Linked DNA regions of Mus musculus: regions 1, 2, 3, 4, 5 and 6 are each linked to region 7. Evidence: chromatin loops called from intact Hi-C (ENCODE). Cell type or tissue: heart. All regions are shown on one strand. Links, peaks and the distances in the headings refer to the core of each region. The heading gives the core; the rest is flanking DNA. Region 1 overlaps Cul1 (cullin 1). Region 2 holds the start of Gm40371 (a long non-coding RNA gene). Region 3 holds the start of Ezh2 (enhancer of zeste 2 polycomb repressive complex 2 subunit). Region 4 has its middle 57 kb from the start of Gm35280. Region 5 overlaps Cul1 (cullin 1). Region 6 overlaps Cul1 (cullin 1). Region 7 holds the start of Cul1 (cullin 1).

Region 1 (4,390 bases), core at 198-4,197, 54 kb after region 7:
TTCAGTTCTGATTTTTTATTCCTTTTTGTTTCTAATGGAGTTAATCAGGGTCATTTTCAAGAACCTTAGGGTACTTAGTCATTTAAATATGGTCCTGGTGTTCCATGGTCTACATGAGACAGCAATGGTAAAGATACCTGCTGTCACAAATTAGTTCCCAGTTACTACTTGTTTTTTTTTTGCTACTTTTTTTTTTTTTTTTTTTTTGGTTTTTTTGAGACAGGGTTTCTCTGTATAGCTCTGGCTGTCCTGGAATTCACTTTGTAGACCAGGCTGGCCTTGAACTCAGAAATCCACCTGCCTCTGCCTCCCGAGTGCTAGGATCAAAGGTGTGCGCCACCACGCCCGGTGGGACCTGCTACTTCTTTTCTGCTTGGCCCCTGCAAGGAAGCTCTGTAAACTCACTATAGTCCGCATCCCTGTGGAGAATTCACAAGGACATCAAAGCCTACCCTCTCTTCTGAGAAGGAGTAGTTTTGTTTTCCTGACCAAGATGATATATGTTCTCCCAAAAACAGATTGACTTAAAAGAAGAAGAATGATAGTATCTTGGGTATTCTAAGAAAGAAGACCAACATGTGGACACTTCATTCCTCCTTAGAATAGGGAACAAAATACCCATGGAAGGAGTTACAGAGACATAGTTTGGAGCTAAGATGAAAGGATCCAGAGACTACCGCACCCGGGGATCCATCCCATAATCAGCCACCAACCCCAGACACTATTGCAGGGACCCTGACATAGCTCTCTCGTAGGAGGCTATGCCAGTGCCTGGCAAATACAGAAGTGGATACTCACAGTCATCTATAGGATGAAACACAGGGCCCCCCAATGGAGGAGCTAGAGAAATCACCCAAGGAACTGAAGGGATCTGCAACCCTACAGGTGGAACAACAATATGAACTAACCAGTACCCCTAGAGCTCCTATCTCTAGCTGCATATGTAGCAGAAGATGGCCTAGTCTGCCATCATTGGGAAGAGAGGTCCCTAGTTCTTACAAACTTTATATGCCCCAATACAGGGGAACACCAGGGCCAAGAAGTGGGAGTGAGTGGGTAGGGGAGCAGGGTGGGGGGAGGGTATAGGGAACTTTCAGGATAGCATTTAAAATGTAAATAAAGAAAATATCTAATAAAATAAAATAAAAATAAACAGCTACTAAACAGAAAAAAAGAAGAATGATAGTTCATTATCTGATTTTACTTACCAGACCAGAATGTTGCTGTGGGTTTTTGGGGGGCGTGGGGGCTTGTTTTGCTTTGTTTTGTTTAAACTTACACATTAATGATTTGGAATATTTTAGTGGATAATATTTTGTTTATCAAGTGTACTATGAATTACCTTGATATTTGAGTTTCTTACTAGAAATATATTAACTTCTAACATTTTGTGGTTTTTTTGTGACTTATCTGTTCCTCATTCCAGCTTTTTTGGATATACTTACTGCTTTGTTAGAGGTCATTCTGTGTTTAGGATATGGACTTGGTGATTAATACACAGTTTACTGTTTAAGCTTACTTTGCATGATAAGCTTTCTGCTGAGTATGAGTGTGCTATGGCTCAAGCTGCTTTCCTGTGATTGAATAACCACTCGTGATCACATTTAATGGTCCAAGCTCTCCTAGTCGGTTTTCTGGGTATTGAATGTTTATTTAATTCTAATAGTAATTCTCCAAATTTGAAAAGTCTGTGTGGAGAGTAAATACAACTCTTGTCTTCTCTTATTCAGATCATCTGAGTAATTCAAGACTTAACTGCAGTTTCTTCCTTGTTCTGATGTCTGCAGTGACCCTACCCCCACATGTTTCTGGTGACAGATTCTAAAATATACTGTCTTTCTTGAGTTTCTGTTGTGTTAAATTGTCTGTTAGCCCCTCTTTCTTGGAAAGAAATTCAAGAAGTTGAGACTCTGCGGTGTCCAAGTGGGCTTTAGAAGTGTGTTTTTAGTGCTTGACAAGGGAAGGCTGCTGTGTTCGACCATCCTTCCTTTTTTTCCTTTTTTTTTTTTTTACTCCTTATTACTGATTATTATTTCTGAATGGTCATTTCTAGGATCATATTGGTATGACCCTTGACTTCAAACAGCTTTCAGACCAAAGTAGAGCGTCCTAATCCAGTGTTCGCATGCTGAAGAAGACCTGTAGGTTTTTCCCACAGGGGTGGGGAATATTGCCTTCAAGATGTGAAATACCATTTACCCAAAGAAAAATGATAGGAAGACATTTGAACTGTTAATTATGATAATGTTCTTAAGGCACTTAAAGGACTAGAGCTTGTATTTCAGAAAGAGTAGAATAGACCAGTGACTTTATAATATGGTTGGCAGTCACCCTACAGTCTAAAGTCCTATTTCTCTTTTCTTAATCATGCTTTACTGGAATATTTGTGAATTTAATTTGTTGTTCACATACTAGTTCTTTAAAAGTGAAGCAAGCCATTCATTGGTTTACTTTGATTGAATTTTCTACAGGCTGAAGCTCGTTTGCTTGAGGAACAGCGGAGAGTTCAGGTTTACCTCCACGAGAGCACACAAGATGAACTAGCACGGAAATGTGAGCAGGTCCTCATTGAAAAACACTTGGAAATTTTTCACACAGAGTTTCAGAATTTATTGGATGCTGACAAGAATGAAGGTGAATATAATTTGTTCCATACACTTCTGTTGGTATTACCAATGGTGGGCAGATTGTTTTGTTTTTTATGTTTGAGTATTCCTCCTTCTATCCTTTTAAAAGATGAAAAGATGTTTTTGTTTTGTTTTTAGTTCCCTTATTTGTTCCTCGGTGCTGGTGGGAGCTGTTAGTGATTCAGTCACATTGTTTTGGGATTTAGGACTTTCCATCTTTACCATAAATTGAAAACATATGAAATGAAAAATTTGAGGATTCCTTTTGTGACTTATAGTTGAAAGAGGTATCTATATTAAGTTTATTTTTTAGGCAAATATTTTAGTACCTTTTGGGGGCATAAATAGCTTATCAAGATTTTAGAAAGCATTCAGTGCTTTTCCTCAATGGTACATTAGCAGATTCTTGTGGTAAAGGGGAAATATAATTTTAATAACCTGACCCCGTTGTTGATTTTAACAAAGTACACCAGATCTAGAAGATGGTTTCCTATTTCACAGTGTTTTTCACTTGATATAAGTACTTAATGAACAGAATAAGTATGCACAGTTGGTTTCCATGCATACAATTGGTTCCTTTTTTTCTTTCAGATTTGGGCCGCATGTATAATCTTGTATCTAGAATTCAGGATGGCCTAGGAGAATTGAAAAAACTACTAGAGACACATATTCATAATCAGGGTCTTGCAGCAATTGAGAAGTGTGGAGAAGCTGCTCTAAATGTAAGTAGGACCTGACTGAAAAGCAATTGAGCCCATTATTTTCACATGCCAACTGCAGGTGTGTGTGGTGAATCTTTGTACAGTTTTACCGATACAGAGAACCTGTTTTGACTTTTTTTTGTTTTTGTTTTTTTTTTGTTTTTTTCAAGACAGGGTTTCTCTGTATAGCCCTGGCTGTCCTGGAATTCACTTTGTAGACCAGGCTGGCCTTGAACTCAGAAATCCCCCTGCCTCTGCCTCCCGAGTGCTGGGATTAAAGGCATGTGGCACCACGCCTGGCTCTGTTTTGACTTTTGAAAGTAGAATGTTGACAAAATCCTTAAATTATTCTAGCATTGCCTCCCTTCCAGCCCCCTTTAAGATGGATTTCATTATGTAGCCCATGCTTGAATTTACAGAGATCCATCTACTGCCTCTTTACTTCTGCCTCCTTAAAGATTTGCACCACCACACCTAGCTCTCTCCAGCACCTTTTTAAGTATTGATAGTCTCCTTTTTAATTTTTGTCTTCTTTTAGTGTTTCTGTCTGAATGCATGTATGTCTGAGGAGGTCAGAATAGAGAGGGTCTCAGCGCTCCTGGAACCGGAGTTATGAATGGTTGTGAGCCATTGTTTAGGTGCTGGGGACTGAACCCTGACACTCTGGAAGAGCATCCAGTGATCTTAACTGCCTCTAGCCTCTCTGTTTTTGTTTTGTTTTGTTTTAATGTTTTTTTACTTTGTTTGTTCATTTATATTTTTTCACTATGTTAAAAAATGGCTTTGTGTTTATGGGTGTGGTGCCCACAGAAGCCAGATTTGTTGTGAGTCACCCAATTTGCATGCTGAGAAATAAACTCTGGTCTTCTGCAAGAACAATACATGTTCTTAACTGATGAGCCATCACTTAACCTAAATTTGTGAATGATAGGTCTGTAACCTTGGGAGAACAAGAATAGTTTAGATTTTTCTTGTAGAACAAAACTACACACAAGCACAGAAAAACATACAATAATCTTTTAAATCTAGCATGACAAAACTCATTTTATATCCAGGATACTC
Region 2 (4,390 bases), core at 241-4,240, 200 kb after region 7:
ATGGCACAGAAGTCACCTAGGTTCTGTTCCATTTGGCCAGTCCATGTGACATCTCCATGTAGAAGGACGGGTTCTTGAGCCCGAGAAACAGTGCTCAAGATAAAGGTCTTGGGAGGGAGAGCCTGAGATGAACATGAGAGTCAATGTGTGTGTGTGTGTGTGTGTGTGTGTGTGTGTGTGTGTGTGTGTGATTCAAGTGTGGGAGGCCCTTCAGATTGCACAGGCCACCCACCGGGCTAGGAACTACATCCATCTGGAGCCTTCTGGGCAGAGGACAGGCACGCATCCCTGCCCAGGAAGAGACAACCCTGTGTAGGTGCTTAAGGTTCCAGGATTCCCAAGTGCTCACCTGGAAGCCCAAAGACCTCGGGCCCTCTACAGACTGGCCTTAGGACCCTGGTCTCTCTTCTCCACAGGCCTCATCTTCCTCCTCTTCCTCCTTCTCCTTTTCCTCCTCCTCCTCGTCCTCCTCGTCCTCTTTCTGCTCCTCCTCCTCCTCCTTTGTTCCTTCTATCAACACATCATTTGTCCACCCACTCATCTATTCACCCATCCCCACCACACCCCACATCCATCACCATCAGCATCAGCATAGCATCACCATCACCATCACCATCAGCAGCAGCAGCAGCAGCAGCAGCAGCAGCAGCAGCAGCAGCAGCAGGGACAGCAGAGAAAGCAGCAGCTGGAACAGGCTTCCTCCACCCCACCCGGAATCCCAAAGAAACTTCACTGGGTCTTAGAAATTGAAACATGTGTCCCTTTGGGCTGGCATATGCCTGGACCCACAGGACACAAACTCATGGGGGCAAATGCAGGAAAGGACCTCTGCCAGGGGGTGTGTCATGAATGGCTGGGTAATGCCCACCCCTACAGATCCTACGCCAAGCTGCCCACTGCTCTGAATCCCCCAGGCCATGGAGCCCACATAGGAACACCCACCAAGGGAATCACCTCTAGGCAAGGCTACTGCAGAAGAGCAGACATACACACAACTGGCTTCCTCCTCCTTATCAGAGCATGTCCGCACTGGCAACGAGTGACTTTTTCTTGGTGACAGGCTGAACTGAAAATGCAACCAGAGAAGACAGGTCAAGACCTTTGGGTCTTGAAGGAAACTAAGCAAGCAAGCAAGCAAGCAAGCAAGCAAACGTGGAATGAAGGAAGAAAGGAAGGAAGGAAGGAAGGGAGGAAGGAAGGAAGGAAGGAAGGAAAGAAGAAAGGAAGCAACCAGGGGAGCAAGCACGGGAACAAGCGGGGGAACAAGCAGACAAGCCAACAAGCAAGGCAGCAAGCAGAAATTCTTGAGTGTTGAGCTGAGTAAGGAAAGCTTAGGAAAAGCTATAGGTTTTCCAAACTAGGTCAATCCCTGTGTGCCTCTGCAGACTGGGGCTAACTTTGGGTGCTCATGTTCTTTTGTGAAGAGGATGGCCCATTCTAGCAATATGGTGTAGTTGGTGTGTCAAGCGTTTGAGGTAAGGCAGAGAAGGCAGGCTTCCGGGACCTGCCTGGTAGTGATCGTGCAACTGAAAAGTGAAGGTCGATTGTGTGTGTGTGTGTGTGTGTGTGTGTGTGTGTGTGTGTGTGAGTGTTGATTTTTCTTTTTTGTCAAAAGCAATAAAGAAGGAGGAAGGTAAAAAGTGAGGCTAAGGTCTGTGTGCTACTAGGTGAGGCCAAGTTGTAAATGGAGGATGGTGTGGGGATTGGTTGGGGTAGGGTAGGGTAGGGTAGGGTAGGGCAGGAGATGGGTTGCAAGGCGTCTGGAGGCTAGGCAAGTCGATGATAGGGTAGAGAGAAAGTGTTGAGGGGGCTGCTGTGCTGTGTGTGTGTGAGGGTGTTGAGAGTAGGTTGTGAGTTGTGGAGTGAAGGAAGAGGTGATGGTGTGTGCATAAGGGTGTGAAGAGGAGTGAGGGTGAAAAGAGAGCAGTGCGGGCATGGTTGTGTGTGTGTGTTTGTGTGAAGCGGGCCTAAAGAGAGAGGAGCCGAGGAGAAAAAAAATGTGTAGCCCAGGCTGGCCTCGAACTCGTGATCCTCCTGCCTCTGCCTCCTTCAGCAAATCCTACCGGCGTGCGCCACCACAACCGGCGAGCGAGCCCCGCGACACACACATACTCCAAACGCACACTCCATGACGACACGCGACGGGACAGCCTCCAAGCCTCACACACTACCAATGCCCAGCGCCCAGCGCCTATCATGCGCTCACACCAACCACACTCACATCGCAAGCCCACACACAAACGCGCACACTCTCACAACGCCTCCTCCTTAGCACAAACAACAACAACAACAACAACAACAACAACAACAACAGCAGCAGCAACAGCAGCAGCAGCAACAGCAGCAGCAGCAGCAACAACAACAACACCACTCCCGAGGACGCCCACACCCCTGCAAACAAACTGCCTCCCTCGCCCGAGACTCCGGAGCGCGCCCGACCCCTAGTGGTCGGCATGGGAACTGACACTCCGCGCCCCGGACCACCCACTGGGGGCTACAACCGCGCCCAGGACTCCTGAAGCCCGCTCGCTGTGCATCCAGCCTCCAGCCTCGAGCGACCGTCTCTACTCCTCTTGCTGCTTGCTTGATGCTCCTCTTGCTCTTCTTGTCCTGTCGCCGTCCAGACCCCACTTCGCACATAACTCTCTCCGGGAACGCTCAGAAAAAGCAGCAAGCGACCCTGGCCCTTCCACGCGGGCGACTGACCCACGACAGCAACAGCAAAACCGCAAACTCCCAACGCTCGCTCGATGGCCCTTCGTCTACACCGGCCCTCCTCCGCCCTCCCGGACCTCCAGGCCTCGCTGACAGTTCTCCACTCCTAAAGCGAGCCGGAGGCTCAGCGGGAGCACCCCGTGCTCCAACCTGGTGCTCCTCCAACACCCACAGCTCTGCTTTTCTTTCTTCCCTTTCTGGAAGGCCTGGGCCTTGGGCCACGAGACCACCCTGACCACAGCCAAGTCTCCGGGGCCAGGAGCCAGGCCCTCCACTTGGACCCACACAGTTCCCCACACTCGGGACCCCACGCCCACGCGGACTGGGACTGCCCGTGTTAGCCTCGCAGGAAGAACTGCAGTGGGCAAGTGAGCCTCCTGGAATCGCCCCAGCGGTCCACCGGCCCAAGCTTGTGCTCTGCTCTGCTGGGTGTACCCTGGAGAAGCGGGGGCCCCAGGACCTTTGGCCCAGCATGGCTTCTTACTCCTGAGGGGTCTGCCTTCTCCTGCCTCTCTTTGCTAGATCCCTCATGGCCCTGGCGTGCTGGGATTGGGCAAGGCAAGACACTCACTGCCTGCAACCTCCTGTGATTGCCCTCCTGGGTGATGCCCCCACCCCACCCCACCCCACCCCACCCCACCCCACCCCACCCCTGCTCTGATGGGCCAGAGGCTTGCGGATCGACCTGAGGAGGAATCCTCTTGAGATAATGCTGTTGAGATGAATTCATGATCAGTTGTAATTCCTGTTTGGTCTAAGTCCTTTCGGGAAATGAGTTGGATTTAAATCATGGGGGGCGGGGGTTTGGGGAGACTGAGGGTAGTCGACAGAAAGTCTACTTCGGGATCAAGACTAGAATGTTCCCCTTCCTCATAGAACAGCAAGAGAGCTGCATCGTTGAGAGAAGGAGCACATGAGCTTCCGTGCCTTCAAAAAATGTACTCGTAGGAGCAAGAAAATTAGGCCTGGGACAAGTTCATGCTCACAGAGAGCATCCGTTCAACGTTGGGCCTGACTTCCTGGATCTTGTGATCTAAGCCTGTGGCCATAAGTGCTCGGTGTGCACCTCGAAGAGACACACGGCTAGGAATAAACAGCAAATCGCTCTATTACGAGTGTCAGAATAGAGGGTAGGCGATTGCCCAGATTACCTGAACAACACGACTTCAAAACGAAACAAAACGAAACGAAACGAAAGGTGCACAACAGATGATGATCGGTCTCCCGCTAAATACAAAGTGTCACCAGTCAAGCACAGAAAAAACACTTGCTAACCTAGGCTCCATTGCCTTAAACTTTGTTCATCAGTTAAGACAAGAGTTAAGTCCATCTAGTGGAGAGAAAGAAGGATGGGAAAAGTTTCTTAGGCGTGAATGTCAAAACAAAATTATGTCATCAAGGCTCCTGGTGTAGTTTCCTTTTGTGGGATGATTTTAATCTGGTTTTGGAAGAATATGTTTCTGGGGTGATGGCTTTTAGAGAATATGTGACCTGTGGCTACCAGGTAATCTTCTTACACACAGAGAGTGCTGTCTTGGGTGGTATAAAAAGGCTGAGAGAAAAAACAAACAAACAAACAAACAAACAAACAAGCAAACAATGTTCTTGGCGCCAGCACGTTTCCATCCACCAAATGTGCACATGTGGAGATGTGGATATGGAGATGTGGGTGTGG
Region 3 (4,390 bases), core at 211-4,210, 140 kb after region 7:
TGCATGAACACATAAGATAGCTTTTTTGGGGAGTCGGTTCTCTCTTCCCCTGTACCAGGTTCCAGGAATCAAACTTGGGTTTCATAGTAAGCAGTTTTATTTATATCTCACTGTTTTCCAAATTTCTCTGTCAATTTATTTCACTGTATCTTTCCAATTTCCTTAAATCACTTGGTTATTAACTATTCTCTGGAAACTACCAACCTAAGTGTTAGGCAACCAATCAAAAATAGGACAGAAACTTTGTCCCACAACACTTAGACAGTGTGAAGCATAAACAAGTGAACAATTTGATACATGCAATAATATAAGTATGAACAAAACTCTGTGAGTGTCTGAGACTTCTGGGACAACATCTCTAAAATAAAGCACATACTCTGATGGACCTTTCTCTGAATTTAATGAATTGTTCCTTTCTACCCATGTTCCACCGTAAAGATTCTACCAACCTATAACTACTATGGAATGTACTGAAAAATTCACCATCTACACTGACATAAAGACTTCAAAGCTAATCTATAAACCATTTCTATAGCCCATAAATCATTTTATCAGCAGAGAAATTTTCCTTTGTTCGTTTTTTTAAGGCAAATCAACTTTCTTCATTATTATTTAAAGGCTAGTAATAAAATAAATCTAAACTTCTTGAGCATATGACTTCAAAGGATAAAGGACAACCTAAAGCAAATGAATTTTGGTGTGATTTGGAAAATCTGACTAAAACCTTTACATAGCCAACACAAAAATAATCACATGTATCCATGCAAAAGAATATCAGTACCAAAAAGAACACTTCTAGCTACACATGTCAACAAGTGGCTTTTTCTATCCCTATTTAGACTTCTTAAACATTTCTCATTTCTACCGAAACATAAGGCAATATTTTCAACCAATTCTTCAGAGAGTTAAGGAAATATATGTGGCAAGTACAAAACAGCAAATGTCAACTACAGGAAAAAATCACATATTCAGGCAAAACTGAATTGTTAAATTCTAAACTAATTTTCTACCAAAATTCTATACAACTAGCTCACCTCATAATGAATGAGATTATCAATAGGATTTTAATGTAAACATAAACCTTATGCTACAATCTCAACATTTAGAGCTGCACCTGGAATGTCTATTCTACGATGCTCCTGCAAATCAGAAACAACAGAAATTTGACACTGCATTTCTTTGTCTCCATTCATATGAAACCGTAAATTAGCAGATGTACTTTAGGTCTTCATTAGATGAAACAGTGCAACAAGAGTCTGTTCTTTTGGTTTTTTTTTGTTTTTTTTTTTAAGAAATATATTCAAAACCCATCAAAATTAGAATATAGGATGCAATTTTCCTAAGTTTTCCTAATGCAATTTTCATTCTCTAGTACACCTCTCCAAAGAGAAAAGGCAGGATTCTTTTCGTTTAAGACCAGAATCCAATCCGTTTCCAACTTGAGAATACAAGAACAGGAAATTAAATATAACCTAAATATTTCCACATTCTTCTAAGTAAAATTGACTTTTATTCCTGAATATGAATTCACTGCTAATATTCATTAATAAAAAGTAATTGAAAATACATTTTTAAATCGCCAAAAATATAAACTACATTCAACTGTGACAGCATTAGTATTTTTCAAATGTTTTATGTGCCATTAAAAACCCATAGAATTAAACTGATAACGACTTTCCTGAAACTGAAAAGGCGTTGTAGCGTTGTTGTACGGTATTTTAAATATCAAAGACAAATTTTTACTTCAGATGAATTTAGATTCTACAGATCCTGTTAATAAGCAAAGTAAGTTTCTTTGAATTGTGACAAGAATACACTCGAATTTCTTAGGCAACAAATGCCTTTTCTGACTCACCAAAGCTATTGTTCACGGGAAACGTGACCCACTAAAAAGAAACTGTCAATTCTACAGCGTAAACCCACATTTCTCGTGGGTATTTTATTTCGATCATCTAGTCTTTAACAACCTACCCCTGGAGATTTGGGGAATAATCACTGAGTAAATGACAGTTGATTTCGTTAGCACCTGTCACCATTCTCAAAAGCACACAAGTTGGCCAAAACAGATTTTGTTTTTCTTTCAGGTTTTGGTCCTTTAGAAAGTAGAACTCACAAGACATTCACCAAGTTTTCCGAAAGCCCGTGCTTTCTCAATTTCTCCCATTTTCAAAAAGTAGCCCTGAAGCATACGATCTGGTGCGTGCAAGGGGGGCTGTATAATGAAGTGAGAGAAGGAAACACAGCTGGACTCTTCCATCGAACTTAGCACAAAGCCAGTCGAGGACACTAGCAGCCCGAGGCAGTGGGAGACTCCCGGCTCTCGGGGAAATGTCAGCCGCAGGGCTAAGGGAGTTCCCACATTGTGCACGCAGTCCCGCCTTAGCAAGGCCCGGCGTTAGCCGGTCGCCCCCAGCAGGGCCAGGCAAGGACGAGCCCTGCCCACTCGCGCTCGCGTCGCGCCTCCCCACGCCCCCACCCGCGCGGCGGGAGCCCCGAGTGTCGCGTCCTCCCCTCCCCTTCCGAGACACAGTCTGTCCTTTGTCTGAGTGCAGACTCTCGACTCGGTCCCACCAACTTGTGTGTAAGTCCCGTCCTACCCGGGCGCTCCCGCCTCCCAGCCACACAAAGAAGACTTGAGGCTCAGCGCTGCCGGCCCCGATCGGCCACAGGAACGCCCCCAGCCCCGGCCAGGCGGGACCAGGCTCCGGGACAGAAGCCCCCACTCCCGGCCCCCGCCCGCCCGCGTCTGCCGGAATCCACAGTTCACTCGTGGGACCGCGGGGACCGCCACACACCTCACGACCGCTCAGAAAGCTGTCCCCTAGCCCTCCCTCCGCGCCTACAAAAGCGGCGCTCGAGTGAGACCCGCTTGGGCGATGCCGAAGACTGGCCAGGCACCCGCGCGGAGGTCCCGCGATCGCCGCCGCCGCCGCCGCCGCCCCGGGGCGCGTTCCAGATCCCTGACTGCCGACCACCGGCGGCCGACGGCGCGGACTACCTTCGTCCCGCGCGCCAGCCCGCGCCTCTCCCGCGCGTCGCCCCCAACCCGCCGCCACCGCCACCGCCGCCGCCGGGACTCCACTGCCTTCGATGTCCCACTGGGTGTCGGACGCGACCGGACCGAGCGCCAAACGCAGCAACCCAATCGCCATCGCTTTTATTTGGCCCCCCCAGCACTATCAAGCGCCTCTCCGATTGGAGGATGCGAGAGGGCGCCCGTCCAATCAGAGGGCCGAACGGGCTGGGAGCCTTCGGAGCGAGCTCCAGCCCTGGGAGCGCGAGGCTCACCAGCGCGTGCGCGAGTGACAGGGCTCGCTCTGAGGAACGCGGCTTGCTGGGTGGAAGCACCACAGTCGCTGTCTTTGTTCTTTTGCCAACGTGCGGTACCTCTCAGGAAAGCCATGGACAGGCAGGCGGAGGCCGGGCACTTGGCGGGACCCGAAGCCCGCTATGGGCAGGAGGCGGGGAGGTCGGGATGGCGGGAACCGGCCGGGGGGCGGGCCAGCTCTTGGCGGGAATGGGCGCTGAGTGGTTCTCGGGAGGGGGAGGGGAGGAGACGGGCGGGCGCCTGAGCCAAGTTTGAAATAGTTCAAAACTCGGGTTGGTAACGGTCTTAACCGCCCTCTTCTCCGGCGTGCCATACTGGGCCCGGGGTCCAACACTTTTGTTGGCGCCACTGAAAGGAAGGCGTGTGACCGGCCCCACAGGGGATTCAATGCGGGGCGGCCCTCGCTCCTCACGGAGAGCACCAGTAGGCAGATAAAGTTAGTGCGGTTCCTTTCGGCACCTTGGAGGCTTTGGCTAGCAAAACTGGTGCCTAATCCCCTGACGACGGAAGAAAAGGCGACCAGATTTCTCTGAAAGGCCTTCCAAGCTGCGTTTATGGTTCTTAGCACTTATCAAGGTTTCAAGTTGTTTATTAACAACTTTTGAGAGCAAATAGCTCACCCCATGTTTTCTCAGCAAAGTGTAAGGAGTTTGCAACATTTGTCAATGGCATCTTGGGAGTCAACCTTTCTCCCCGAGGAATAGAAATGAGCTGCTTATACAGTACGCAGCCCAACCCCCACTCCCTGTTCAGTTATCTGGCAATGAGGTGAATAATGGTATTTCAAATTTACTTTTAATAAGATGCATCTGAATGGCAAAATCCCACAGACCTGTGAAAACAGGTTCAATAGTGAAGAGTTCAGACTGAGAATTTGTAACACTCTGGAAGTTATGTATCTGTATTGGTCGTGGTTCTCTAGAGGAACAGGTTGAATGAATGAATGAATAAATGAATGTATTCATTCCTTCACTGATAGAATGGATAGAGAACTGAGAATGAATATGTATATAGATTTTCAGAATATATAGAAAGAAGGAATATATACATAATCCTTCACTG
Region 4 (4,390 bases), core at 304-4,303, 140 kb before region 7:
GATGACCAAATGTAACAAGAATATTGGGTTTCTATCTCTAGTGTTATTATAGAGAAGGCATTTAGGGACATTGAAGGGTCCTTAAGTTTTTCAGGAGAGAAGAATTTTTCTGTAGTGTGACAGAGATTTGAAGCAGATTTTTAAAAACGAATTTTCCCCCTTTAAACTGTTGAGTCTCCACTTCATAATCCTGATGGAAAAAAAAAAGTTTCTTCCTTACATATGTATTTTCCTTAGGAACCATCCAAAGTGTTTCTTGGATTCAAATGAGGAAGCTAGAAAGCAGGCCAACGGAATCAAAAGAAACAACATAATGACTCCAAGTGTCATTGAAGTGTGGAGTGAAGAGAAATGTGCTTCTGCTAGCAAACCTAGAAGTTTCCCACAAGCTCCCCCCTTGTTTTTACATGTGGTTCTGTAGACCACAGTGTGTTCCATTTACATAGAACCCTACTGTCAGGATCAAGTTCCATAAGGATTGCACATTCCTAGCCCTAAGTGCCTGCAATGACCCAGCTTCCCCCAAATCTCACCCTCTCCAAAACAGCTCCACACATTGCTGAAGACAGTCCCATGTGTCTAAAATTATTACTGCAGAGAAGCAAATCCAATCACGCCCAAGTCAATTCTGACCCTCCTCTCAGCCTGATGCGGTACCACGGAAGGTGATACCACATCAGGCCCAACATTTAGTGCTTCTGTTCATCCCAACTGATGGGGGAACAGTAGCAGACTCAAGATGATAGGATAGCATCTTTTGAAGTCTTTGCCTGCCCCCTGGAGCCCTTGCTTCCTGTTGAATACATCTACTTTGTTCCATTAAGGCACCTTCTGGCTGCCTCCCTTTTACTGTGGCCTGAGTATTGCAGGCTTATTGATCGGCTGGAGCATTCTTTGTGAGCTCTGGGAAAGTGCCAGTGAGGACATAGCCCTTTGCCAGCTGCAACCTGAGTGCTTTCCTCCCTTCACCCCAGACTGAGGCACTGCCCTGCAGTGGCCACTCCATGCTCCCCCGTGTGCTTGTGATAGGGTCTTCAATTGATCCTTTAGGATGACGCTTACCCTATGCACAGTGTAGCATAGGGAGCTGGGCCACATCAGTCAGTTTTTCTGAGGGAATCTGTATAGCATTACCATAGGTCAGAACAAATACATCCACTGTTGCACCAACAGTTTCAAGTTGGGGCTGTCTTAGTCAGGGTTTCTATTCCTGCACAAACATCATGACCAAGAAGCAGTTGGGGGGGGAAAGGATTTATTTGGCTTACACTTCCATACTGCTGTTCATCACCAAAGGAAGTCAGGACTGGAACTCAAGCAGGTCAGGAAGCAGGAGCTGTTGCAGAGGCCATGGAGGGATGTTCTTTACTGGCTTGCCTCCCCTGGCTTTCTCAGCCTGCTCTCTTATAGAACCCAAGACTACCAGCCCAGAGATGGCCCCACCCACAAGGGGCCTTTCCCCCTTGATCACTAATTGAGAAAATGCCTTACAGCTGGATCTCATGGAGGTATTTCCTCAACTGAAGCTCCTTTCTCTGTGATAACTCCAGCTGTGTCAAGTTGACACAAAACTAGCCAATACAGGGGCCATTTTTAAAATGCAAAGAAGTGTAATCATGAGGTATTTGCTTTGTTGTGTTTTTATGATGCTCTTAACTATGGGTTAACAGTCAAAAAAAAACTTTGTTTTTTTTTTCTTAAGTTGGAAGCATAAAAATTACTCCCCCTCCCCCTTTCATGGGGAAATACAGATAATTTAGTTTCAATGTTGAAATATTTGACATCATTAAATATCACTGAAAGTAGAAAGACAAAAAGTCAAGAACTGTCACTTACATGGGTTTACATACATACAGGCAGGCAGGACATACATACATGTACAGGCAGGAGAGAAAATATATTTAATATACTCATGCGAATGAAGGAAAATGATGTGACTATACACAAACAACCGAGGAGCAGAAGACAGGAACAAAACCAGGAAGGCAGATAATGAAGCAGGAATGCAAATCTCTCGGATTCCGATCTGAGAACCGAGGATGCCACTTTTACAACGTGAGAGTTTCAGGGCCTGGAGAGATGTGTTAATGCTTAAGAGCGTGTGTTCTCACAGAAGATCTAGGATCGGTTCCTAGCGGAGGCTCACAACCATTCATAACTCCAGTTCTAGGGAGTTAACACCCTCTTCTGGCCTCTCAGGCACTGCACACAAGTAGTGCACAGACATACATACAAGAAAATAAAGCTCATACATGCGAAGTGAAGTGAATCAGGTCCAAAAGAGTGACAGCTGACACAAGTGTGTGGCAAAATGGTGAGAGCCCACTTTCCTACCTTATCTACATGATCTAAGGCACTTAAAATTGAGGGTATATAATGAGCCTGTCCGTGGTTGGAAGTACTAGACACTAGCTGTTTTGCCACTCCGTTTAGTCTTACAGTTATTTAAATGCTCTAACTGAAACTTGGACAGTCACATCATTAGAGGCAAATGACATCTAGAAATTTGTTTTTATACTGTTGTAAATTCTCCAACAACCTATGTCTGAGGGCAGATAGGAGTCCTGTTCAAGGCTTCAATTTTAATAGAGAAGATTTCCTTTATTTTTGCCATGCTGATAAATTTCAGATTTTAAACAAACAAAAAATCCATGTGAAATTCTCTTCCAACATAGAATAGGAAGGACAAAACAATTTCAGTATTGAGCCACTAGATGGCAGATTCCTACAGTCTGAGGAACGAATAGGGATCCAAAAAAACAAAAACCCAAGAACGTATTTTTTAAATGTGTTCAAAATCAAATACTTGCTCCGTATGTAATTTAGAAAGTGTCTGTGACTTAAGTCCAAAGAGGAAATGTGATAAGATTAAAAACAAACAAACAAACAAAAACCCTTTTATTTCATCTACATCTGCTAGAGTTTAATAAAAAGTGGGACCCATAGGGATTCATAGAAAAAAAGAAACAAATGTTCTCTCCATGGTTTTCGCTGAGTCTCTCCCCGGAGGAAATGTGCTTTTATAACATCTCCAGCTTGTATTGACTCTTATGCTCTAGCCACCCCAGAGTTTATCCTTGACTCAAACCTTTGCCACTCGATGGCTGCTAGTCAGCCTGGATCAGCTACAGATCAGTGCCTGCATGGAAACCTGAGTCGGGATCCTGCCTCTGCCTTTGGCCAGCTGTGTACACCTCTAACCTGTCTAAGGCCTGAGGTCTGCAAGCCTTGGTACTGGTGTGTGCGCCTATATCTGTGTCCGTGTCCGTGTCCGTGTCCGTGTCCGTGTCCGTGTCCGTGTCTGTGTCAGCAGATGCATGCCTAACAGCCTGTGTTCCAGCTGGGAAATAAAGGATAACTTACCTGCCCACAGTTCCTCACAAGCTCTTCAAGCTCCCAGCTTCCCTCGGCCCTCTTCCTCTCCCATCATGGAAGCTTGGACCTCACAGCTTGGACAAGCATCTCTCTGTAATCTGAATTTACATTTAGCATCATATCTGACTTTGATTTAGTTTGTTTTGGTTTGACTTTGGTTTATAACCTTTATCAAAACAAAGGAATTTGCTCTGAAGCCAGGGGGGTTGAGTCTGACTTTTGTTTCTGTGTTTAATCATGGGTTACTGTGGAACATTTCCAAATCTTTGGAAATAACTAGCTGTTCACATGCAGTTGTGAGATTTAATAGACTCCATCTGCCCTTCACTGTACACACTCAGCATCATCTTTAGGCGCTATAGCACATATCACAACCAGGAAATTGGCATCCGAGTCATGCAGAGTTCACCAGTTTTCCTAGCACTCCTTTGCTTGTGTATATTTAATTTCTGCAACTTTATCACATGTGTAGATCTCTGGGACCACTGCCTCAACCAGGATACAGAACATTCCAATGAATCTTTTACAGCCACTGTGACCTTCCTCTTTGCCCTTGGCCTCTGGGAATCGTGAGGATCATTAGTGTCCAAACTGTAATTTTACCTTTTCAAGGTTTTATCAATGGAAGCAACCTGGGAGGTACCATCTGGGACTGGGTGGGTCTTATTCAGAATAATCCTTTTGAGATCCATCTGAATTGTATATATCACTAGATTACTCATTTTTATTGCTAAGTAGTATTCCACACAATGTATGCATCATAGTATGTTTAGCTATACATGCAATAAGAGATTTATGTGTTGTTTGCAGTTTGGGACAAGTACAGTTAAATCTGCTTTAAAAATTCACATAAAGTTTTGTGTGTGTGTGTGTGTGTGTGTGTATGTGTGTGTGTGTGTGTGTGTGTGTGTAAAAATAAGTTTCATTTTATCTTGGGGGGAAAAAAGAGCAAGAGTGCATTACTTGTGACCATATGGTAAACACGTGTTTAGTTTTATAGGGAGTTGCCAGTGTT
Region 5 (4,390 bases), core at 114-4,113, 68 kb after region 7:
TAATGGTAATTAAACTGTAGAGTATGTGACGAAAACTACTCACTAGTTTAACCTTTGTACTTCCACATTGATAAGTTAATTAAGTAACCATTATACCTGGTGTGGAGGTCTCTGGCAACTTAAACATACACATAATGTATAAATGGTATGCATCCCCAAAATAATTTTTGTTCTACTATGCATAAAAATTAAACTTATAATTAATGTCTCTATACCTGGTGTATGTTTATATTATAGGTATGCTCATATATTTATGCTTATATAGGGTACATTTCAGGAGAAAAATGAGTCTTTTCAGTGTTTGAAAGGTATCTTTAAGAAAAATGTCCATTCCCCTGGTTGTGACATTTTGTATTCCCTCTCCTTTTTTGCCTCTGAAGAATGCTTTTCATGAAAGCAGGTTGTACCTTTCCCATGTTTTCACATTTCCTCTTTCTTTCCTCTGGACCACGAAGGCGTCCACATTTCAGATGGCAATCCTGCTTCAGTATAACACAGAAGACGCCTATACTGTGCAGCAGTTGACTGACAGCACTCAGATTAAAATGGTATTTCCACTGTTTGGTACTCACGCTATACTCTCAAGCTGCCTCTTCTTTGTTCATTGGGATGTTGTGGAAAGGGGGAGAGGACATGGGTTTCTTTGGCTTACTAGATGTTAGCAGCATGGAGAAAAAAGTAAAAGCAGTAAACTCTGACCAAGGCACCAGAAGACCAGGCCAGATAGATCCACAGAGAGCATTTCACTGGGGTGTCTGACACCTTGGATGCCAACAGGACCACTGAGTTCTCATGGTTGAGTCAGAGAAGTTTATATAATGGGCAAGGTTCACTTGAGCCAAAAGTTAACCTGACTAGTCTCAAACTTGTGTGAGGAGCATCCAGCACATTCCTGGTACTGGTGGTACTAAGGTCTAGGGTGTAAAGCTCCATGTGCCACTATCACGACTTTATAACTTTATAGTATTTAAGCAAATTGTTTTGGAGAAAACATGGGTTCTCAGGCAGGCATGGTGGCCAGCACCTGTGATGGTGGTGGCCAGTTCCAGCTGTGTCCTTATAAACCTTTATGCCAGTTTCATAAGGGTGTTAAGAAATGCTCTCTTTTGTCAGCATTATAAGGACAGTGTGAGATGCTCTATTTTTTTTAAGGGTTTCTCTGTGTAGCCCTGGCTATCCAGGAACTCTCTTTGTAATCCATGCTGGCTATGAACTCAGAGAGATCTGCCTGACTCTACCTCCCATGTGCTAGGCTTAATGGTGTGTGCTACCACCACTGTCCCTTGAAATGCTGTTTTAAACCCAGTCAGTCACTGTCTGTCTCTGTCTCTATCTCTGTGTGTGTGTGTGTGTGTGTGTGTGTGTGTGTGTGTGTGTGTGTGTGTGTAGATATATGTACTTGTTTGTATTCACGTGTTGGAGACTAGAAGTAGATGTCACTGTGGTGCACATGTCATTCTTTCTTTGAAGCAGCGTCTGTCAGTGAATCTGGAGCTTATCCATTCAGCTAGGCTGCACAGCAGTAAGACTTGGGGATTCACTCATTTATTCCCCATAGCACTCCAGACAAGGCTGAGCTTTCACGTGAGTGCTGGGAAGCAGATAAAAGATTTTTTAACTTTCCTCATTCACTTTATTTTTTGTTTGGTTGGGATTTTCTGTTGCTGTTGTTGAAATAGTCACCTGTACTCTAGGATGACCTCAGATTCACTGAGTAGGTAGAGAATGCCTTAAACTAACTTACTGTCCTGTCTTTGTACATACATCTGTGTATCTGTGATAGATTACTGGCATGCTCCACACCCGTTTTTATGCAGTGCAGGAGATTGAATCCAGGGCCTTGGGCATGCTAGCCAAGTACTCCACCAGTTAAGAAGTGGTCCCTGCCCCCATTTAATTTTTTAGTTGACATGTGTACTTACTGATGGGTACACTGCTGTACATGCATTTTTTTTTTTTAAATTTCAATGAAACCTACTTTTTTTTTTTTTTTTTTGCTGGCTGGTTGGAAGGGTTGACAGGTCTGCCTCTCTAGTCTCTGCTTGGCCTTCTCCTCGATGCCACACCAATCTTTCTACTTCTTTGTATTACTAGAATTACCTTATGGGTCTTTAGCTGCCCTCCTCCAGACCCCAGTGCATAGCTGTCACTTCTCTGACAGCATGGGAGCCTTGGTTAAGAGTGCAGGTGAGAAAGTTAAGTCCCCATGCCATGAGGCTTGATGGTTCTGGAAATCACCAGAGCAGCTAATAACTACAGAGGTCATATGATGCACTGAATTGCCAACTAAAGCCAAGTTGGCAGCAAGTCAGCTGCCTCCAAGTCTCAGCATGTTCATGAATGCAGTGCAACTTTGGTTCTGCTGAAGCTCCTTACTGCTTCGTTCGCATGTTCAGGGGTGTAGTTTACTGGTAGAACACTTGCCTGGCACACAAAGCCTTGGGTTTGATCCACAGCACCACATAAATGTCTTATGAACCTTCAGACATCGAAGAAGTGAATCATTTCCTGTAGGTTTCATTGAAGAAGCAGGCCATATATTGTGTCCAGTGTTTGTGGGAAACTGCATTATTATTGCCTTTGAATAGTGGGTGCTTCAGGCCATAAAGAACAAGCCATGTCACTTTCTCTGACTAGTTCTGCTTTGAGGTGATGACCATTTCTGTGAGGCTGGGCCTCTGGGACAGGCACTGTAAAGAAGTATTCTTCCTCCTTGCTTACCATCTTTCTCTGATTGCAGGACATTTTGGCACAAGTCCTACAGATTTTACTGAAGTCGAAATTGCTGGTATGTTTGTATACTTTGTGTTGAGCTAGAAGACACCCTTTCCCTAGGATGTGCCTAGTAACAGTTATTTTCTTCTAGGTCTTAGAAGATGAAAATGCCAATGTTGATGAGGTGGAATTGAAGCCAGACACCTTAATAAAGTTATATCTTGGTTATAAAAAGTAAGAAAAATCTAACATGTAGCTGCTGGTCTTATCCCCTGGCACTGGCCTACTTCAGGATCGGCACGAGCCAGGGGAACTGGACTCTGCTTTTAATGCTGAGTTTGATTTTCTTTATCTTGAAAATAAGTCTTGAGTGGCTCATATGGCATGTTTAGACCTTTATATCAAGTTATTTTGGTGTTATTACAATTCACTAAATTGAGGGGTCAAGTGTCACTTCAGTCATCCCTCTGTGGTAAAATTACATAGCATTGGTGGAGGGGCAGTTCGCAGGTAGCAGTAGAAATGATGAGAAATGATATAGAAGAGATGGGTGTGAACCACCTGCCCAGTCCAGGGATGCAAAACGTGTAGTTGAAAGACAGGAAGCAGACTTTTCAATGACCTGTTTCCTCTGTTATCTTGACAGTAAGAAATTGAGGGTTAATATCAATGTACCAATGAAAACTGAACAGAAGCAGGAACAAGAAACTACACACAAAAATATAGAGGAAGACCGCAAACTACTGATTCAGGTGACTGAACCATGTCTGCACTGTACACTTAGGGAAACGTGCTGGCCTTGTATGTGCTCAAACGCTGCCAGAATGACAGTTCGGTGATGGCCAAAGATGACAATGCCTGAAGCCAGCACTTGGTGTCTGAGGGATGAAGTATTTTATGTTCCAAACAAAAGTAGTCTAATCTTCTTGCCTAAGTATTGGGAAGCAGGTAATATGTGGCAGATTAAAGAAACAGGAGATTGGGGGGAAGGGGACCTTCTATTCCTTTAGAGATCCATTTTTTCTTTATTCTTTAGTGCTTTATAGTTGGCCAAAATTAGCCCCTCCAAAATATTTAAGATTTACATTTAGTGTATATGCATGTTTTGTCTATATGTAGTCACATATAGATAGGGTTCATGTATGCTACTGGTGTCCCCAGAGGCCAGGAAAGGATGCTGCATCTCTTTGGTTGTGAGCTACTCCATAGGTCCTGGGAACTGAAACCAGGTCCTCTGGAAGACCTCAGTGCTCTTAAACCACTGCACCATCAATCTAGCCCCTTAGACAAAACATTTTAATGGATAAAGCTGATGGATAGAGCTGATTGCTTGTACCCTCCCTGACCTGTAGGATAGTTGTTACCCTAGCATGGAAGTTGAGTATGAGGTGGTACAGGCTGCCTTGAACTTTCATGCTCAGCTGTTAAACCTCTAAGCATGTGTTTTTCTTGTTGATTGCATAGGCGGCCATCGTGAGAATCATGAAAATGAGGAAGGTCCTGAAACACCAGCAGTTACTTGGTGAAGTCCTCACTCAGCTCTCCTCCAGGTTCAAACCTCGGGTCCCGGTGATCAAGGTACAGGAATTACAGAGCATGGTTAGGAAACTTGTAGCAGAAGGATTAATGGCTGTTTCATGAAAATGGGAACTGGCTTACTCATTCATACAAAAAA
Region 6 (4,390 bases), core at 276-4,275, 63 kb after region 7:
AGTAGTTGCATTACATTTACTTGTATTGCACTACATTGTTGAAACCTGCATCAACTCCCACTGGCTTTCTGAACAGTCGGAGAAAACTGAATACTACAATATGGATTATGTGTTGGTCTACATTTGACAGAGCTGTTGTGTAGCTCAGGCTAGCCTCAAAACTCCCAGCAGTCCTCCTACCCACAGCTTTCCACATACTGGGTATATAGAGCACACCACCAAATTCAGCCATGTGACTATTTTAAAGTTTTGTTCTTATTTGGTCATTTGTTGGTGCTACATACACTTCATTTTCAAGTCACCATCTACTCACCTGACATTTTCCTAATCTTCTTAGCTGTATTCAGAGCTAGAAGCAAGCTGTATAATTAGGCTTGGCTGCCTCCTCTTCGTTATGTTCCCTTAGCTTCTCTCCCCGTCACAGTTTCATTCCTGCAATGTTCAAGGTTTGCCTCTGTCCCACAAACCACATCACCAAATGCTATGAAGGGGGCATAGGTCCCCAAATTTTACTGATTCTGATGTCAATATATTTTATAAAGCTCTCTAAGGCTAAGAAAATACCCACAATGTAAACAATGACAGTTTAACTCTCAGAGCCTGAGCAATGGATCAGCTGTTAAAGACACTTGCTGTTCCTGTAGAGGACCTGGGTTTACTTCCTAGTATCCAATTGGGCAGCTCACAAACATCTGTAATTCCAGTTCCAGGGAATCTGATGCCTTCTATTGGCCTGCATAGGTTCCTGTGTGTATATGTGGTGCTCATACAGACAAGCAGGCATACACACATACACATAAACCCTTTTTATTTTTTAAGTTAACAAGTCATCATCAGTGAGCTGGAAAATAATTGTACAAAAGGTAGGCCATGCAGCATCTTCAGACTGTGGGCGTAGATCAGTAGCAAAACCGAAACAGCTCACTATTGGGAGAATTGTGTTACCTGCTTTGTACGTGGTGGGGAAACATTGGGTAAGGTCACTTGCTATCTCAGATTGTAGGGAGCAATTGTAAGAATGCAGCTCACTTACTGATATTTAAATGGGTTGTCTTGAAGGGAAACTTCATAATATTATAATTAACTTCTGTCAGTTTTCATCTTAGATATCCTAGTGGCTATTTTGTAATCTCTTCCATGATGGGGTACAATGTGAGGCTGCCAGATTGCCTTAGGAGAGGAAAGTGACCTCCCCTAGCTCACCAGCTGATCTGAGAACTCATTATTAAATACTTGAAGCCACGTGGGATACTGCTAGTTTGGCAGAGTGGTATGTGTGCATGTCTGCTTGCTTGTTTGTAAACACCTTGCCCTTTTAAATTTCAGTTCCAAGAACCCAGAAGAGGCAGAACTAGAAGACACCCTCAATCAAGTGGTAAGGTGTTTCATGGCCACACCCATTGCCCTTTGTAAGGCTCTTTTTATATTGGGCCTGAAATATGCAAAGTCATAAGTATTTTGATTTCGAATTTATGGTTTTACTCCTAAATTTTACTTTTAATGTTGGTACTTCGCTTCTTTTTTGTTTTAAATTTTCAAAGATTATTTTATTGTATGCATATGAGTGTTTTGCCTGTGTACATGTATGTATATGTACTACATGTGTGCTTGTGCCTGAGGAAGTCAGAAGGGTGTTCTATCTCCTGGAACTAGAGATGGTTGTGAGCCACCATGTGCTAGGAATGGAACTCAGGTCCTCTGCAAGAACAGCAAGTACCCTAATCCTCTGAGCCATTTCTCCAGCCTTAGTACTTTGCTTCTTGCTACTAAGTCTAGTCCAGTCAACTGGGATTTAAGGAATGGATGGCGCTATTTATTGTGAACATTTCAGGGTGAGTTTGTGCCAGGTTAGAACATAGGCCCACCCAAAACCAAGCAGCTCCTGGAGGTAGCTAGAGACAAATGGGCTTGTGAGTTAGTTTCACTAAGGTGTTCTTTCCCTGGCTTTGCCAGATGGTGGTCTTCAAGTACATCGAGGACAAAGATGTATTTCAGAAGTTCTATGCAAAGATGCTTGCCAAGAGACTGGTACATCAAAACAGTGCGAGTGACGATGCTGAAGCAAGCATGATCTCCAAGTTAAAGGTACTATTCTTTTCCTGGAGAATCCCAATTTCCTCAGGGTTTATTGACTTGGTTCGTGCAGTGTGAGACCTGCTTTCCAGCCAGGCCTCCGGTGCTTTCCTTCCTCTGCCACCCTGTTTAGGGTTCTTCTGTTCCATGTAGCCCTTCCTTGGCCAGGCTCTGCTCACCTTTGCCACATCCTCACCTGCTTCCCACACATCCAGCCTTGTTGGCTCTGTGTGAATGCTTAGTGGTTTTCTTAGCTCAGACTGCCAAAACAAAATACCATGGGCCAGGAAACTTAGGCAAAGAAATGAACTCTCCATTCTGGGGACTCAGAAGTCTTAAAAATCTAGATCTTGTTTTTGAAGCAGGCTCTCCTGGCTCTCAGTCAACCACTGTTTGGCCCATTACTCACAGGGTAACATCCTCTTAAAGAGGCACCCTACACTCATGAACGCACAAGGACTCATCTTCAGATACCTCCACACCAGAGGTTTAAACTTCAGCAGGCACATTCTAAAAAAAGACAGTTTAGTGGTAGAATAAGGGACTAGCAGATTATTTGGGCTATTGGAAGGGTTTGGCTTGAGGGTCATTGACAGCCCAGGCTAGCCTCTTCCTGCTGAGTACGGTGCTTTCAGATGTGCAACATTCCACCTGTTTCTAAATTATTTCCTATCGTAATCTCTTTAAATTGCAGCTTTAAATGCTGCAATATGTTTACTGCATATTGAAGACCCAATTGTCCAACTTTTAATGGTCTTTTAGAACATAAAACTTTAATCTGTATATATTTATGCCATAAGATATGACTAAATCTTAGTAATAGCTTCAAAGAACTTAAGAAAAAATATATTGTATTGTGATTTCTCTAAAAATCCCTTATATGCATTGCATACATTCATGTTTCTATACAAATTAATGAGACAGTTGCCTGGGTTTATTTCAGCAAGCTTGTGGTTTTGAGTACACTTCCAAACTTCAGCGAATGTTTCAAGACATTGGTGTAAGCAAAGATCTGAATGAACAGTTCAAAAAACACCTGACGAATTCAGAACCGCTGGACTGTGAGTACTGAGTGCTCATAGCAGGGCTCTTTGGGCTCTTGGTAGCAGATGAGAGAAGTGACATAATACGGAGTGAGGGTGGTAAATGGGGTCAGAGTTTCCAAGACTTAGAAGCAGGCGTTTCCTTCCAAGTGCTCTCTCCTCCTCCTGACACCCAGATGGGATGGTGGCAGCTTTGCTGAGTGAGACCAGTCAGGTCTGCCTCGCTCTGTGCTGATCCATGGGCTTGTTGTGCCTTTGAACCTGAGTTTGAATACATTTCTTTCTTCTCTCTCTTACTTGTTTTTGAAGAAAGTTGGAGAATTTTATTCTTCCCAAATCAAAATTGCTGTCATCATTAAGCTTGTATTGCTAATGGACATCTACGTTATCTGTGAAAATGAAAGTGTCCTAATTAATAGGTTCCAGAAGTCTCTACTGTCGGTCTTGACAGTAGTACATGGTACACAAGTTGTGGTGGAGGTAGTGCTTTGCTCTTGTGCTTTCCATTTTCTTGTATTTGGGTCTGTTAAATCAATCATTCCTGGTCACCATCCATTGCTTGTGCATGCTGAACTTCATATCCAGAAGGGGAAAAAATAAAATTGATCAAGGCAGATCAGCTTAGAAACTCTATATTGACAGTAAAGTGGAAAACCATTGCCCTGGAGGACAACAGTTGCTAGGTTCTTCAACCTTTGGTTTGAAGTTTTGATCTAGGACATCTCACTGTGTATGTGTAGCCTACTAGACTTGTAATGAATTTTTAAATCTTTTGACTATTTCTTGTGTGTGTGTGTGTGTGTGTGTGTGTGTGTGTGTAACAATAGAATTTTAAAATTTGTAGAGTAATTAAATGTGTTCCTTCCCACAGTGGACTTCAGTATTCAGGTCCTGAGTTCTGGATCGTGGCCCTTTCAGCAGTCTTGCACGTTTGCCTTGCCGTCAGAGGTAAGGATAGTTTTGGTTTTGTTTCTTGGTCTCTTTCAGCTGGCAAGAGGGAAAAGGGCTGCCTGACCTTAGTGTGCTGACCGAAGTGCTGTGTAAGCAGTCAGTGCACTGTTTGTGGGGAATGTGAAATGGGCCTGTGTTAAATAGCGAAAGGCTCTCTGTTGCAGCAAACAGTGTTGACTTATTCCCGACAAGCAGAGTCTCACTGGTTACATGGTAAACTCTTGATGTACCTACTGGGCATGAGGTAGAAACCTGCTTTGGTACTCACTCTGCAGTCTTAAAGTGTTCACGAGACGGTCCCCGGCATTTGTAGTTCACTTCTC
Region 7 (4,390 bases), core at 159-4,158:
GTAAACATGCTGTGAGCAGGCTTCAATGTTCTTCCAGCAAAATACTGGAAAAAAAAAAAAACTGGCAAACTTAAGAAAAAATCCTGCACCCCAACCCATACCTGAAGGCACACATGGGAAGCTAGCAATGAGGTATTTTAAAAATAGCTATTTTAAAAATAGCTAATCTAAAACTTGCGTTTTTTCCAGTTCATTATTGTTTCTAATTTACAAAGAGATTTTAATCCCATTGACTTTGTCCTGATAAAGACCTTTGGGACAGTTTTGAGCTTTGATTCTGGTGTCACTCTCTTTCCAAACTGGCTCATCCAAAGAGATATCCATTTTGCTGAGACAGAGAAGATGAAGAGTGTTTTGAGCATGAAAGTTACTATTATATCTTTTTATCCTGTTAGGTAGGGTTATCTGCTCAGAACAGATGCCACCTGGTTGCAAAGTGGACACAGGTGAATGAACAAATCAATGAAAATGATAGTATTGACAGTAAATAAGATACTTTAAAACAAGGAATGGAGGCAGGGCGAATCAGGGAGTGGATTCAGATAGATTAAATACTTGTATTAAGGCAAAATGGGTTGGAGAAAACCCTCAAGTTGACATACAAACTCATATCCAGAGGTGAAAAATCACAGGAAAGGAGACCATATAGACTGGTGAGACTGAAGACAACAGATTAGGAAATATAGAGAGGAAGTAAACTGTTTTCTATGAATACATGGGAATCCAGTTTAAAATGAAAGCCAAAATATACAAGGAACAAGCCTTACATTTATCTCCACCCTTACCATATGTCTACAGAAAAGTTACTAAAAACATGTTTCTTTTGAATGAGTTATTGAGGTGTTTGACATAAAACAAATTAAAAACCTTTTCCCCAGACAAACGTAAAGATAATATAATTTGGTATACACATGCAGAAACAACACTTCTAAAAAATACTTAATAGATGTTGACAAAAAGCTACAGTTCGATAGAAGACACTAAACCAGCAGTTCTTAACTTCCTAATGCTGTGACTCTTTAATACAGTTCACCAGGTGACCCCCAATCAGAAAATGGTTTTTGTTGCTATTTCATAACTGTAATTTTGCTGCTATGAATCGTAATGTAAATGTGTTTGGAGATAGAAGTTTGTCCAACGGGTGTCCATCCACAGAATGAGAACTGCTGGACTACACACCAGTGGGACTTTCTTTTGAGAGGAAGCACGGGTTACTCAAGTTGTGGATTTGAGACCTGTCAGGTCTGCTGAGGATTTCTGCCCCGAAATGGTGCATTAGAAAGAATCTCTGTGGTGTTCTAGTTTGGTGAAAAGTTACAGAAGTTACATCAAATACATCTTTGGCCCAGATGATGAGCTAACTGAAAATCTTCCCTTGCTAGTTCACAGAATTAAATGGCAGATCTAAGCTAGGATATTAAAACAGCTGCCTCTAACAAGGTATGGGGTAAATCCATTCTTTCTCCAGCCTCTCACCTGTGGCTAGGGGTGTTGCCAAATTTACAATTGAATATTACAAAGCACAAGATGACAGCAGCTGATTTCCAATGGGTGAGATTATTCTAGATGTAAGAATACTACTTCATGCCATCCCAGGTTGGAATCGCAACTCCCAACTCTCCCTAACTAAACCATATACAGTGAAAGTGAAAAAAGGCTCTCAAGAAGGAAGGGAGGCCACTGCTGAAAAGTATTAAAGAGGGAGACACACATCCACGTGGGTATGTGGGCAAGCTGGAGGTTTCCGCAGGAGGATCTCCAAGGCCTGCAGGTAGAAAGGGGGGTCGGTGAAGCAGTAGCACTTTTCTCTTGAGTCCGCCTGCCCATTTGACTTTCTCATCTCACGGTTGGGGATACTGCCTCTGGTTCAACTCCAGGACAGGAGACACCAGCCAGGATCAGTGCAGTTGGGACCCATGTCAGCTCCCGGGAGGTGCATGGAGGGGAGGGGCAGGGGAGCTCAAAGCCCCTCTCCCACAGCCGCTTCCGGAAGTGTCTTCAGAGGTCAGAGCCCCCAGCCTCGGCTCGGTCTCCACGAGAAGTCCGAAGTGGCGGGAAGCCGGCACTCGAGAGGCCGCCCCGACGCGAGGGCGGCGGGAAAACCTGGCGGAGGATTCCGCTCGTCCGGCAGGACCCGGCTCGGCGTTTGGGAAGCAGAGGCCATGGCTCGCAGGTAGAAATGCCCGCGCGAAGCGGGTCCTGGCCACGAAGCGGGTGACCAGGGCCTCTGGGGGGGCCGTTTCCGTGCCCCTCCCGCGCCGCCGCAGGCCCGGCGATGGCGGCGACGGTTTCTTGGCTCCCCCGCCCCGGACGCCGATGGCGGTGCGTTCCGGCCCTCCCTCCCCCACGGCTTCGCCCCGCGGTCGCCAGAGCCGGTGAAGCCGGGAGGGCGGGGAGCGGCGGAGGGACGGCGAGAGGGCGGAGGTTGCGTGGTGCAGGCGGCGGCGGCGGCGGCGGGAGGAGGAGGGCCGGCAGGCGGGCAGGGGAGGAGGAGGAGGAGCGGGCGCCGTGTCGCACGCAGCTCCAGGCGGGGCAGCCCGGGCGCTGAGGGACGCGGCCAGACCTCGGCGGGCCCCGCGAGCACTACACGCCGTCGCCCGAGCGTCGGGGGGCGCCCGGAGATGCGGGTGAGTAGCGGCTCGGGCCGCGGTGGCGGGAGGCAGCGCAGGCCACGGCGGAGCCGCGGCGTCGCAGTGACTCGGGCCGCGGCGTCCGAGCCCGGGCTGCCGGCGAGGCCTGAGGCGCCGCGCCGCGGCTAGGCGGAATGGCGGCCGGGCCGGAGAAGTCGTGGGCGTAGGACGCCGAGGGCGGAGCGGAGCGGCCAGGCCCGGCCTGAGTCACCCGGCCGGCCAGGCTCGGCCTGGGCCGGGACTCGCAGGGCCAGGCCCTGGCTACGCACTGGGAAAAAGCCGGACTCACCGCGGCCTGTGGCGCCGACCTCGGCGCCTCACGCGCCACCCCTCCCTTCCCCTCGGCCCTGGGGGTTCCGCTTGGCCGGGGTGGCTCAGGGCCGGGGGACTCGTGCTCTCGGGGATCCGGGGGCACTCATTGTTGCGACGGTGCGGGGCATGATTATTGGGTAACAGTGGTGCCGGGCTCCGTTCTCTCTGGGAGCGTGGCCGAGCAAGGCGCGCCGGGATGCGGTGTGCTTTTCCAAAGGAACGGAGCCCCCGGGCGTCCGCCAGCTCTCCTCAGTCGAACTGGGCCCTCCCTGTGCGGCGGCCTCGGCGCGTCCCCGGTCCCGGCGGGAGCGCGCGCTCTGACCCCAAAGGTAACCCGGCACCGGGCCAGGAGGACTGAGTCGGGGGCTGTAGACTCTGCGGGCCTCTATTCTTAAATCCCGCGTGGCCCTGAGAACCCCCTCTTTCTGTCACCTGTGCACTGTGTTGTTACTCAGGAGATAACTAAGAAAGCAAGGAACACTTGCACTCTCATTCCTTGAGCCTAAGCCCCAAAGTTAAGGGAGCTAGGTATGCCAAAAAAGGAGGATTCCCCTTTTCTGAGAGGTCACTGTTGATACTTGTGGTTAGTTCACAGTCGTTGGGGGTTTGTGGGACGGGCACGCATGCCGAAATGCAGTCAAGTTGTTCAAGTGCTTTTAGTTGCCCTGTGTGTACTTGCTCTTTGCTGGAGTAGCATTAAAACAGCCAAAAGCTAAGAATGGAATAAATGATTACTGTTTTAGAAAGGCACTGGGGTGACAAAAGAGGAACTAAGCTCCTTTTACTTCAATTTTTAGGACCTAAACCTAACACTCTGAAGAAGCCAGTGTAGTTGAGGAAAATAAGGATATGAGGTCTTTCTTTGTTTGAGAAGGCTTTAAGATTTCTCTTTTTACTTAAAACTTGTATTTGTTGCTTCCCATAGTAAGTTGAAACAGTTATAGCTCATTTTAAATTCTGAGTATGCAACACAACACTGGCTTGTTTTATCTTCTATTCTGCCCATTTTTGGAGGTTTTGGGGAGCATTTACTAAGCCTTAAGCCTGGGAGAAAAGACCAAAGTGCTTTCTAAAAATGCTAACCTTTCTCTTTCCTCCCTGTTGGCATCATCTTTAAAAAACTGTTTTGCCCAAAAGACAACCAATTTTAGATAGGCTAGGGTGTTTGTAAGATACATCTTTCCTGAGTCTTATGGTCAGGCCCTGGAAGGTGTGGCCCAAATTCCTAGTATGTCACATACATCTGAAGTCTGAGCTAATTTGGCCAGGTGTCTTTAGATATTACATAGACTCTGTTGTTCAGGGAACTCCACCTTCTTGCGCTAATTAATTTTGTCAGTGCAGGCTTATTTCCCATACATGTGACTATGAAATCATTGAAGACACAGACTAAGTCCTTTACTTTGTAACCCTCAGATAACAGAACATGATCTTGCTGGTACCATGAA

Evidence for each region. Hi-C counts contacts between places; a loop is a spot of excess contacts. Peaks named below come from ENCODE experiments on the same cell type or tissue, not always from the same donor. Only the 100,000 strongest peaks of a DNase experiment are listed, where the experiment ranks them.
Region 1: a loop joins it to region 7, with 2.6 times the contacts of the local background. A loop is called at or near these places in 5 of 42 quality-filtered maps.
Region 2: a loop joins it to region 7, with 4 times the contacts of the local background. A loop is called at or near these places in 7 of 42 quality-filtered maps.
Region 3: a loop joins it to region 7, with 4 times the contacts of the local background. A loop is called at or near these places in 8 of 42 quality-filtered maps.
Region 4: a loop joins it to region 7, with 2.2 times the contacts of the local background. A loop is called at or near these places in 12 of 42 quality-filtered maps.
Region 5: a loop joins it to region 7, with 1.9 times the contacts of the local background. A loop is called at or near these places in 2 of 42 quality-filtered maps.
Region 6: a loop joins it to region 7, with 2.0 times the contacts of the local background. A loop is called at or near these places in 3 of 42 quality-filtered maps.

The regions. Positions count from the first base shown.
Region 1 is chr6:47,505,755-47,510,144 of GRCm38, forward strand. It overlaps Cul1 (cullin 1), which reads left to right. Exons shown (of 22, transcript NM_012042.4): 8 at 2,472-2,634; 9 at 3,219-3,349. Among named protein-coding and RNA genes, the nearest start is that of Cul1, 54 kb to the left of the region's middle. In heart, for the core only: no CTCF peak of the experiment used is centred there; no DNase peak of the experiment used is centred there.
Region 2 is chr6:47,648,770-47,653,159 of GRCm38, forward strand. It overlaps Gm40371 (a long non-coding RNA gene), which reads right to left and starts at 2,551. Exons shown (of 3, transcript XR_003956297.1): 1 at 2,489-2,551; 2 at 350-1,066. It also overlaps a transcript of Gm40369 not described here. In heart, for the core only: a CTCF peak has its summit at 2,454 (motif pointing left); DNase peaks (open chromatin) are centred at 942, 2,122 and 2,432; H3K4me3 peaks cover 1,380 bases; H3K27ac peaks cover 745 bases; H3K27me3 peaks cover 681 bases.
Region 3 is chr6:47,591,896-47,596,285 of GRCm38, forward strand. Ezh2 (enhancer of zeste 2 polycomb repressive complex 2 subunit) reads right to left here and starts at 3,135. Exons shown (of 20, transcript NM_007971.2): 1 at 2,999-3,135. F830010H11Rik (RIKEN cDNA F830010H11 gene) reads left to right here and starts at 3,314. Exons shown (of 1, transcript NR_168258.1): 1 at 3,314-4,390. In heart, for the core only: a CTCF peak has its summit at 2,461; DNase peaks (open chromatin) are centred at 2,466 and 3,206; H3K4me3 peaks cover 3,391 bases; H3K27ac peaks cover 2,445 bases.
Region 4 is chr6:47,311,965-47,316,354 of GRCm38, forward strand. No RefSeq gene overlaps it. Among named protein-coding and RNA genes, the nearest start is that of Gm35280, 57 kb to the left of the region's middle. In heart, for the core only: a CTCF peak has its summit at 2,704 (motif pointing right); no DNase peak of the experiment used is centred there; H3K4me3 peaks cover 452 bases.
Region 5 is chr6:47,520,338-47,524,727 of GRCm38, forward strand. Cul1 (cullin 1) reads left to right here. Exons shown (of 22, transcript NM_012042.4): 17 at 456-548; 18 at 2,741-2,788; 19 at 2,867-2,949; 20 at 3,362-3,467; 21 at 4,180-4,293. Among named protein-coding and RNA genes, the nearest start is that of Cul1, 68 kb to the left of the region's middle. In heart, for the core only: no CTCF peak of the experiment used is centred there; no DNase peak of the experiment used is centred there.
Region 6 is chr6:47,515,149-47,519,538 of GRCm38, forward strand. It overlaps Cul1 (cullin 1), which reads left to right. Exons shown (of 22, transcript NM_012042.4): 12 at 1,327-1,375; 13 at 1,954-2,085; 14 at 3,017-3,134; 15 at 3,988-4,064. Among named protein-coding and RNA genes, the nearest start is that of Cul1, 63 kb to the left of the region's middle. In heart, for the core only: no CTCF peak of the experiment used is centred there; no DNase peak of the experiment used is centred there.
Region 7 is chr6:47,451,857-47,456,246 of GRCm38, forward strand. It overlaps Cul1 (cullin 1), which reads left to right and starts at 2,463. Exons shown (of 22, transcript NM_012042.4): 1 at 2,463-2,627. In heart, for the core only: no CTCF peak of the experiment used is centred there; DNase peaks (open chromatin) are centred at 2,405, 2,905 and 3,025; H3K4me3 peaks cover 3,121 bases; H3K27ac peaks cover 2,495 bases.